2 separate regions of the Mus musculus genome follow, and region 2 is linked to region 1. The links are chromatin loops, found by intact Hi-C in ENCODE. Cell type or tissue: gastrocnemius. All regions are shown on one strand. Region 1 overlaps Il17rd (interleukin 17 receptor D). Region 2 overlaps Gm52095 (a long non-coding RNA gene).

Region 1 (5,000 bases):
GGTAGTCCATGCCTTTAATCCCAGCACTTGGGAGGCAGAGGCAGGAGGATCTCTTAAATTCCAGGCCAGTCTGGTCTACATAGCAAATTCCAAGACAGACAGGGCTATACACAAAGACCTGCTACAATCCTACCCCCAGAGGTGTTAGTGTGTGTGGTTTTCATTTACCATACTTGTCAGTATTTTCCTTGACATGAATCCTTTAGTTGGTGTCTGTACCCAGGATAAAACCCATGGCCTGTGTGTTTACCAGGAAAATGCTGTTCTTCTGAGCTGCATCTTCAGTCCAAACAGACCATTCCCCTGCAACTTGACTCTTAGCTGAGACAGACCCACGAGCACATGTGTTGGCTCACACCTGTATTCCAGCACTTGGAGGAACAGGAGTTCAAGATCTCCTGAGCTATATATTAAATACAAGAGACTGCACCTCATACACACACACACACACACACACACACACACACACACACACACACACACACACGACCCTAAAAATGGAATTCCTAGGAAAAGATACTAAACCTTTTGCCTGTAGCTATAACCTGCACAGATAATCCCCACCCTTGTTTGCAACATCTGAGAATCAGGGTACAGCCTGATGATGTAATAACACATATGAGTGATTCTCATCTGGGGAATGGCATTGTCTGCAAGAGGCGTAAAGTCTTGGTTTTACTGTTCAAGTCAAAGCAATATCTGGAAGTAGCTATGGAAGACTTCTATGCAAGTAAAACCTTCCTGCTCACCTGGGTTAGGGGAAACACAAGGAACATAATGAGCAGAGAGCGGTTTGCCAAAGCTGTACATAGGAAACACCTGGGTTTGACTCTCATCCCGAAGGCTGAACGACATGTAAACTCCAGAGCCTGTTGGGAGGGCGATGAGCTGGTCACAGCAAGCGGTATCCAACACCTGGGTGACTTGGATAGAGCCCATGTGATGCAACAACCCTCTGTCTCTAGGAAACTTTGTCCAATATGCACACAGAACACTACCCCCAGAGAGAAACCAGGACAGAACCAGCCATTCAGGAGGAAATAGGAGCATCCACGTGGGTCTGAAGACAGGGAATCCTAGGAGCTGGCTGGAACCAGACTGCAATGTGTAAAGATAAGTTTTCTTCCCAAGGAAACCTTGTTTTGTTTACAAGTCAGTACCTGTTCACAAAAGAAAAACGTTTCTGGGCACCTGCTACATGCTGAGCAACCCCCTCTGAGTGTTTTATCCTTCTGGGCCCATGAATCAGGTACATCTTTACCCTCTGCTGATACTGAAACCCAAGACGAGGGCACTTGTCCCAATAGGCCAGGGGTCACAAGCTGGTTAAAGCAGCAGAATATCAGTCCAGCCCACACAGAACATTCCAGAAGCGCAAGGATCCATCTTATGCTCACACAAGCTGAGATGAGTCCACCTAAAGATACGTGTTGGGTCTAGACTGACGGGCAGTAATCACCACAAGGGCGGGATATAAGCAAAAGGTGTTTCAGACAAAGAAACAGCATATGCAAGGCCCTAGGCATGGCTACATGAAAGTAGAAAGATGTGGTAGCTTTGATCCCAGCACTCGGGAGGCAGAGGTTCTCTGAGAGTCTGAGGTCAGCCTGGTCTACAAAGAGTTCAGGACAACCAGGGCTATTACACAAAGTAACTCCTGTCTCAAAACAACAACAACAACAAAAAAAAAGAAAAAAAGAAAAAAAAGAAAGAAAGAAAGAAAGAAAGAAAGAAAGAAAGAAGTTAAGAAAGAGGAAGGAAGGAAGGAAGGAAGGAAGGAACGAACTGTGGAGAAGGAAGACAGAGAATGGTCTATTCCCCTTACATAGCACAGGGCTATGTAAGAACTTTGGTATTCACTCCAACACCACTGGTTTCAAATAAGGAGTTTCATCTAATCAAGTGCCCACCTCCCCCAAGGGCCATCTCTAGCTGTCCTTCTACACTGAGACATCCATGAGGCTCTGCTTTAGTTATACACCAGGCCATGGCTGAGGAAGGCTTTGGAAGAAAACCTCACTTTACCACACCTGCCCTGCCCCCTGGTGACCACACGTCCAGAGACAGTGTGTGTCATGTTAAATGTCCAGAATCACTTACATTCAAACCACCAAACAGCCTTGCTTGGCTTTCCAGATAGGGAAACTAAAGCCTAAACGAGGCAAGCCACCTACCTAGAATCAAAAAGACGCCAGCAGACTGAGCTCTGAGCTCAGCCAGCCAAAGGCTTAATCCCAATGCTAATAACAAAACCTCATCACTAACTTGCAACTTCACCCAGTGCAGAGGATATTTACGCGCCTTGACCCTCAGAGGTTAAAACCAAAGGCAGAACTTGCCTACACTTGCATTCAAGGCTAGGCATGCCCCTACCTTCCTGGACTCCAAGTTCCTCTTGGCCCAGCCTCAGTTTGGCAGGATGCCAATACCTAGCCACTTCCTGGCATATGCCACAAAAGTGGGAAAGATGGCCCTATGCCATCTATCTCATCCTGGAGTACTGCTAATTCTTCCTTCCAAGACCTGAACAGCTTAGGAACCAACCTACCTGGGGTGATAGGCAATGAAGAACCGAGACACACATAAAGAAAAAGCTGGGAGGCTGGAAGGATGGCTCAGTGGTTAAGAGCACTGGTCGCTCTTCCAGAGGTCCTGAGTTCAATTCCCAGCAACCACATGGTGGCTCACAACCATCTGTAATGAGATACAGTGCCATCTTCTGGTGTGTCTGAAGACAGCTACAATGCACTAATAAAATAAATAAATAAATAAATAAAGCTTAAGAAAGAAAGAGAGAGAGAAAAGGAAAGGAAAGGAAAGGAAAGGAAAGGAAAGGAAGAAAGAAAAGAAGGAAGGAAGAGCTGGGATCAGGTAGGCTGGGCACTCAGGAAACCATGTTTATTATATATCTGAATCTGGGAGGCAGGTTTATTGAGTATAACTCAACAGGAGTTGGTATACTATGTAGAGCTGAATAAAAAGGTTTAGTCTCCGTATGAGATTCATATTCTCTCTCTCTCTCTCCAGGGGTGTTGTGGCAAGCTGTAAACAACCCAGGAGGAAGCCGCTTCCAACCACATTTCTGTATAGCCAGCATCCACACACAAACCAGCGGAAGGCTTTGCGGTTCCCATGGGTCTGAGGCCATTGCACCTTTGACATACTCATTCCAACAACACGTTACCTCAGGGCCCCGTCCACTCCTTACACACTCATTCACAGCTTTCTCTGATCTCCATACACTCCTGCTTTTGTTAATGCCTGGGGTGAGGGTAGCCATTTGTCCATCGGACCTCACAGCAGAAGTCTGGAAACGATGAGCAGGAGAGTAAGATTTGCTCCTGATATGCACATCCAGGAAAGAGCAGTCACCCAGATTATTATTTCTGCCCTTTAATAATGAGAATGCTCTGACTTATGAACTAGATGTGATGGTGTCTCAATCCTTGGCCCAGGCACCAACACTGAGGATTCTCGGAGGCTCCTCCTTCCTGTGTCTTGTGGAGGTCACAACAGACACAAACACCTTCCAGGAACCAGCTGCTGACTGCCTCTTTCTTCACTTCAGGAGGAAGCTTTCAGCCTTTCTCAACTTCATGTCTACATTTACCTGGCTGGCTAACTAACCCTGAGCAGTGAGATGGGCTCTGCCAATTTTTGACATCCCTAAGACCCCAAATTTTGACCATCTCCTTTTTAGGTAATGGCTGGAGGCTTATAGCCTCCTTACTATCATCAGCCATTGCCCCCTTCTGGATACCTGTCACTTTCAGGTACACTCTACCCACAACAGGAGCTCAGCTGAAGCCACCAACCCCTAAAGCAGGACTTTGGGTCCATTCTATAGAAAGTGGGCACCAGGGTCCCCTAATCACAGGGTCACAATACCTGCAGCAGAGCTGGGATGTGATGAGTTCCAAGAGCAAGACACAGATGCAAGCCCTCCTTACCTACCGTCTCAGGCTGAGGCAGACTCCTCTGCCGACAGTCAGGAGCTAGGGAGGAAACGGGACAGATATTCGGAAATAAGGAGCCACTGCAGGCTTACAAGAAAACATTTTATTTGATGTAGAAAATTCTAAGGTACAAAAGCATCTTACAAATGTCAGCCATGACTTACTATCATCTATTTACAATGTTTATACAGTCAAATATACCACAATATACCAGCAATATCGCCAATGTAAAAATATGGCACAGTGCTATAGGCTGTCAGTGCTTACCATTCTGCCAAAAGCCCCAGAAAGGACAAACTTGGACATAAAACAGAACAAGGGCACCAGTCCTCCCCACGCCTGAGGCCCTCCTCCATAACATGGAAGCTTCCACAGTAAAAACACTTTTGTTTTTAAACAGATCAGAAAAACCGAAGCTACTCTTAAAATGACCACTTGAGTTTGAACAGAAGTTTTTGCTTCTGTTCAAACTTGATATGCTTCTTTGAGAGAAAGATGGATTTAACACACACACACACACACACACACACACACATATGAACACATTGAATATAATCCAGTGGTAGCCACACAGGGCCAATATTCTTCCTTCTCTTCCGGCCAGAGTCCATGTGATATAAATATTAGCTATCCAGTCGGGGGTGATCGCTTCTGTCTGGCTCTTGATTGCATCAAACATTATGCCTGCTTAACTGAGAGATCCAGCCCTAGAGGAGGAGGGAGAGGTATCTGGGGTCCCCAGTGAGTATCAAGGGTGAACCAAGAGGCAGGAAAGAAGACTACTGGCTGAAATTCTCCAGAGGCCCTCCCTGAGGCATTCCAAGGTGTTTGGAAATAGTCCCCAACAGTCAACGGGAGGTGGCCCTTGGCAACCTCTGGCCTCACCTTGCCAGAGGTTCTGGTGAAGTGTGTGCCATTTAAACAATATGATTCACAAAATACAGGGCAAGTCTAGAGAGAGGTAAAAATAGAACCCCAGGTTGGCGCGTGGGATAGCTGCCGCTCAGCAGGTAGGCAGGTGCTGGCCTTGAAGAAGACACCAGA
Region 2 (5,000 bases), 310 kb before region 1:
ATGTGTCTGAAGACAGCTACAGTGTACTCATATACATAAAATAAACAAATCTTTTAAAAGAAAACCTCTCTCTCTCTCTCTCTCTCTCTCTCTCTCTCTCTTTCCCTTCACCCCCCCACATCCATCTTACAGATTCAAGGTAAGTGCTCAGCTACTACTGTTCTAGCACCATGCCTGCCTTCCATGATGGTCATGAACTAACCCTCTGCAACTGTGAGCCTTTGATTAAATGGCTCCCTTTATAAGTTACCTTGGTCATGGTATTTTGTCATAGCAATAGAACATAGCAATTAGGCCATGTGAGTGAACCCCTCACAAAGAATTAACACTGTTATCAAAAGGATCCCAGAGAATCTGAAAAGATGAGTCTTCAGTTTAGAGAACTAGCTAGCTGCTCTTCAGAGGGGCTGAGGAAGAGGGAGGAGGAGGAAAGACCCACACCCTGCCAGAGTTTTACCTATTCTCTGGTCAGTCAGGCATGAGAGAGCTGCCACACACTTTCCACTCATCCCCAGGTGGACATCTAAGCCTCTGACCCACTCTTTGCAGGGTGGCAAAGGGGCAGCCCTACCTGGGATTCCCGAGCTACTTTGCTAAAGCCACCGGGGTTATGGGAGAGAGGGATGAGGGAAGAGGTTTCCAACATCGACAAGAGTGAGTGCAGCCTTGATGAGCAGAGACTGTCTATGGTTTTAGAGCTTTATTATAGAAAGACAGGGGGAAAGAGAGAAGGTAGAAAGGAAAGAGAAGAAGAGAGGAAAGGCTAGAGAGAAAGAGTCAGAGGAAGAAAGGAGAGGAGAGAGGGGGTGAGCTTGAGGGGTAAGAAATAAGAGAGTGAGAAGTAAGAGAGTAAGAGAGCAAGGTAGGGGGCCTAACAGCCCCTTTTATGGTCTTTACTGTTGCTAGGTAACTGGGGAGTTTAGCCTGAAGGTCAGAAGCTTGGGCCATTGCCTACGTGACTTCTAGCCATGTTTCTCTTGGGGGGGGGGTCTGGGGGGCAGTAACTTAGACAGGAGCCAGAGTTCCAGGAGACATGAGAGAACTCCTTACATCCCATGTAGATGAATTATCACCACAGGGTCCTGGGGTTCAGCATCTCAGCTCGACTGAGGACCAGCCTGTCTGTGCACAGCCCAATGCCCCACATTCCTGGTAGCTTAGGCCAAGATCTTAAGCAAGAATCATGGGTAAGAAACCATCCCTTAAGATGGGGGTCACTAATATGACCTTATTCCCAGGGAAACCAACGCTTTACTTTTTAAATCATTTACGAAACTATGATGATAGATAAAAAACTTTCCCAACAATAAAATTTCATATGGCTACACGTGTGTCATTGGAGGTGGGTTTTGGTATATGGTAAAGAAAGCCTTAATTAGAAAGAATTAAAATAGTTTAAATTTATGTGTTGAAGATTGATTTAAAAAATTCAGGCATTAAATGTTAAACAATAATTGAACATAAAGATTTACTAACCTCTTGGAAGTATGCCACTAGCCTTGGATGACTGCCCCCACTGAAAACATCCTTTTAGAATTGATATATTTTGATGATTTATATTAATAATGATGTTACCTGTTCTGTTTGTGATTCGCTGAATATACAGTTTCAGAGTTGTAATGCTTGGATGATTTTTGTGCTTTACTGTGCTAAATAATTTTTGTTGATATTTGTAATTGTTTCACTGGATACAGTTTCTAAGAGATGGTTTTTTTAATGTATAAAATCCCCTGCTTGAGAGCTACAAAATGCACTCAGATTCAAACTGGCTCTGTGTTCGTTTCTGTTTGTCACCGCTGAATCCTTACCCACTTAGCTTCGAGGACCCTCATTCTAGGGACCCTCATGCCCGACTGGGGTGGTCTGTGGCACTCCCCCATCCTCACTATGTTCCTTTCTGCAATTTAGAATGTTCTGAAAGCATTAAATAGTAAACCATAAAATGAGGGTGTTAGATATTTTTAAAATAAGTCAAAAATACTTCCAGGGCTGAGCGATAATCCTGTTCAGAAGTAGAATGTGCAAGGCTCTGGATTTATTGTCTGTCACAGCAAAACAAGAGCACCCATACTCCCAACCCCTACCACTACCCCCAACACTGCTAACACCATCTTCCCCCCTTCCCCCACCTCCTTCCCACTGCAACCACCACTCCCTACCCGCCCCACCCTACTCCCACACACAAAATAAAACAACTCAAGCTATACAGTTTCTTTTATCCCAGGCAATCCTCCTGCTTCTGCAGTCTGAGTATTTGAATTATAGATGCAAACTACTTATTTGCCCTCCATCCTGTGTGTGTGTGTGTGTGTGTGTGTGTGTGTGTGTGTGTGCACGCACATTCGTGCACTAGAAGCTTTGGTGTACATGTTATCTAAGTATTCTGCCAATGAGCTACATCTCCAGCCCCTAGTTTACAGCTTTCAAGGTTAAAAAGAAGTTACATTTCATAAAAAAAAATGTATTTGAATTTTAAAAAAAATATGTCTGTGTGAATGTGGGTGCCTGTGGAGGCCAGGGTACCCTGGAGCTGGAGTTACAGGTGCTTTGCAAGACACCTAGTGTGTGTGTGTGTGTGTGTGTGTGTGTGTGTGTGTGCTGGGAACTGAACTTGGGTTCTCTGGATGAGCAGCAAGAGTTCTGAAATGCCAAGCGATGGCTCCAAGCAATGGCTCCAGCCTCTGGAATGTTTGAGTGAAGTCCACAGGCTTGAAAGCCTGATGGTACACAGATGTAAAGGCAGATACGGCTAGACTGAGGTAGTGTCTGATGTTGATCAATATAGGTCATAATTATATGTATAAAATTGTTAATATTTGTGGTACAGCACTCTGCCACTGAGATACACCTCTAACCCAGATACCTTTTCGAAGCACAATCCTATTTTTATGGAAAAATAGTTTAAACATCTCACAAAAATAAAATAAAAATACCCATTTGTTGAATACCTGGAGTAGTCCTTGAAGCTCTAGGTCCATCCATGCTAAACTTCAGGCATTCAAAACTTAATAGACCCCCAAGAGCATATACACAAATATTCCAGCAGAGGGAAGCAACACATCACTAAGCGGTTTCAAAAACTAGCTTTTCAAGTGTGTATATACATACACGCTATGGGAAGATATATATAAAATGTGATGTTTTTGAAGCAAAGTTTCATGCATCCCAGGGTGGCAGTACTTTTAAAAATTCGAGGAAGCCAGCTGTGGAGACACACTCCTTTAATCTCAGCATTCAGAAGGCAGAGGCAGGAAGACCTCTATGAGTTTGAAGACAGCCTGATTTATATAATGAACTACAGGGCAGCCAAGACTAAATACTGAGACTCTATCTCAAAAAAAAAATTATTTTCAGAAGAATCATGTGGATAAATGTATGTATACATACATGTATGTATATGTGTGTAATTTTTTATTATAGCAATTTTGGTATTAAGTATCACTTAGTCATAGCAGAATTTTTCCCAGAACTCTGAGTTGGGTGCAGTTCTTGGATGGAACCTGGAACAATAGCAAGATGGGTACAGTTCAGTTACAAGTATTTCCTGTTTTTTATGAAGTATAAATTTACAAAGAGTCATGATTTAAGGTCTAAAGGATTCTTCTAAAACTTATGAGTGTGTATGTGTGTGGGTACATAAGTGTGTATGTGTGTGGGTACATAAGTGTGTATGTGTGTGGGTACATAAGTGTGTATGTGTGTGGGTACATAAGTGTGTATTGTATGGGCAATATATATGGCATTCAGAGGACAACTTGCAGAAGTGGGTTCTTTCTTTCCACTATGTGGGTTCCAGGGTTCAAACTCAGGTTGTTGGGCTTGCCAGCAAGCATCTTTACCCACTGAGCCAACTCACTGACCCAAGGATTCTTGCTGTTGTTTGTGGGACTGGGGGTTGAACCTAAGGTCTGTGCACATGGACTCTACTATGTGCTATATCCACAACCCCCTTTTTACTGTTAAAAAAAAAACTGATTGGGGACAACACTACAAAGATAGGTAAGTATTTGAACACTTCACAAAAGTAAGTATAATGGGCAAAAAATATGTGAGGCCATTCCCAGCATCATTACCCATCAGGGAAACGCACACATCCTATGAGATGTGATTACATGCCTATCAGAATAGGAAGAGGGGGAAAAAGGCCAAGATAGGGACAACTTGATTTACTGTTGGAAATGTAAAATGGTATAGCCACGTGGTAAACAGTTCAGAGACGCGTCTTGCCAGACACATCCTTGGTGCGGTATAATCCACCATGAGCATCCTCCTTGTTTTCTCAAGGGAAGTGAAAATACAGGCCTACAACGATACTTGCTTATGAATGTTATTTCAGTTTTACTTGTCAACCACCCAACAGGAAATGAGTGAGCAAACATATAACGCAGGCAGACAGATGACTGCCACTCATCAGTAAGACAGATGTGGCGCTGATCTATGTGACAACTTCCAAAAACACTAAAAATCTGAGAAGGGAGAGAAGCCAGGCATTTACTGCGTTATTTCAATTACATTAAACTCTAACTTTGTGTCAGGAGTCAGCAGGAGTGAAAGGGTAGGTGGGGACACTGGGAAGAGCAGAGGAGATAGTGATCACTTTAGGGATAGTGAGAGGGTTCAATATCTTTATAGTTATGGTTACATGATTCTGCATCTTTCTCCGAAGCTCTTGGGTACTCCCTTAATATGAGTTCCTTTAATCATGTGTGGTTCTGTAAGTGTTGTTTTAATTTAAAACTAAATATTTAACGACTATAGTGTGCAACAAACCAAATACTGACTAGACATCCAGGAGAACCTGTACTTCACTTGATGTCGGAGGAGAGTCCTCAGCATAACATGAGCAAAACTCCCCTGGATCCGACATCCCCCACAAAGCCCTAGGGCATGTTATAACAGAAACTTTTATTGAGAGTTGTAGTCAGGAAGCTGTGATAATTAACATAAAGAAACCCAGATCCTATTTGCCCTCTTCTCCATTTCCCCCAACAGTAACACTT

Evidence for each region. Hi-C counts contacts between places; a loop is a spot of excess contacts. Peaks named below come from ENCODE experiments on the same cell type or tissue, not always from the same donor. Only the 100,000 strongest peaks of a DNase experiment are listed, where the experiment ranks them.
Region 2: it touches region 1 in a loop (2.9-fold over the local background); 15 of 42 quality-filtered maps call a loop at or near these places.

The regions. Positions count from the first base shown.
Region 1 is chr14:27,106,331-27,111,330 of GRCm38, reverse strand. It overlaps Il17rd (interleukin 17 receptor D), which reads right to left. Exons shown (of 13, transcript NM_134437.3): 13 at 4,045-5,000. Among named protein-coding and RNA genes, the nearest start is that of Il17rd, 70 kb to the right of the region's middle. In gastrocnemius, a CTCF peak has its summit at 2,040 (motif pointing left); a DNase peak (open chromatin) is centred at 2,416.
Region 2 is chr14:27,412,229-27,417,228 of GRCm38, reverse strand. The region is part of intron 2 of Gm52095 (a long non-coding RNA gene); the gene reads left to right. Among named protein-coding and RNA genes, the nearest start is that of Gm52095, 14 kb to the left of the region's middle. In gastrocnemius, a CTCF peak has its summit at 3,051 (motif pointing right); no DNase peak of the experiment used is centred here.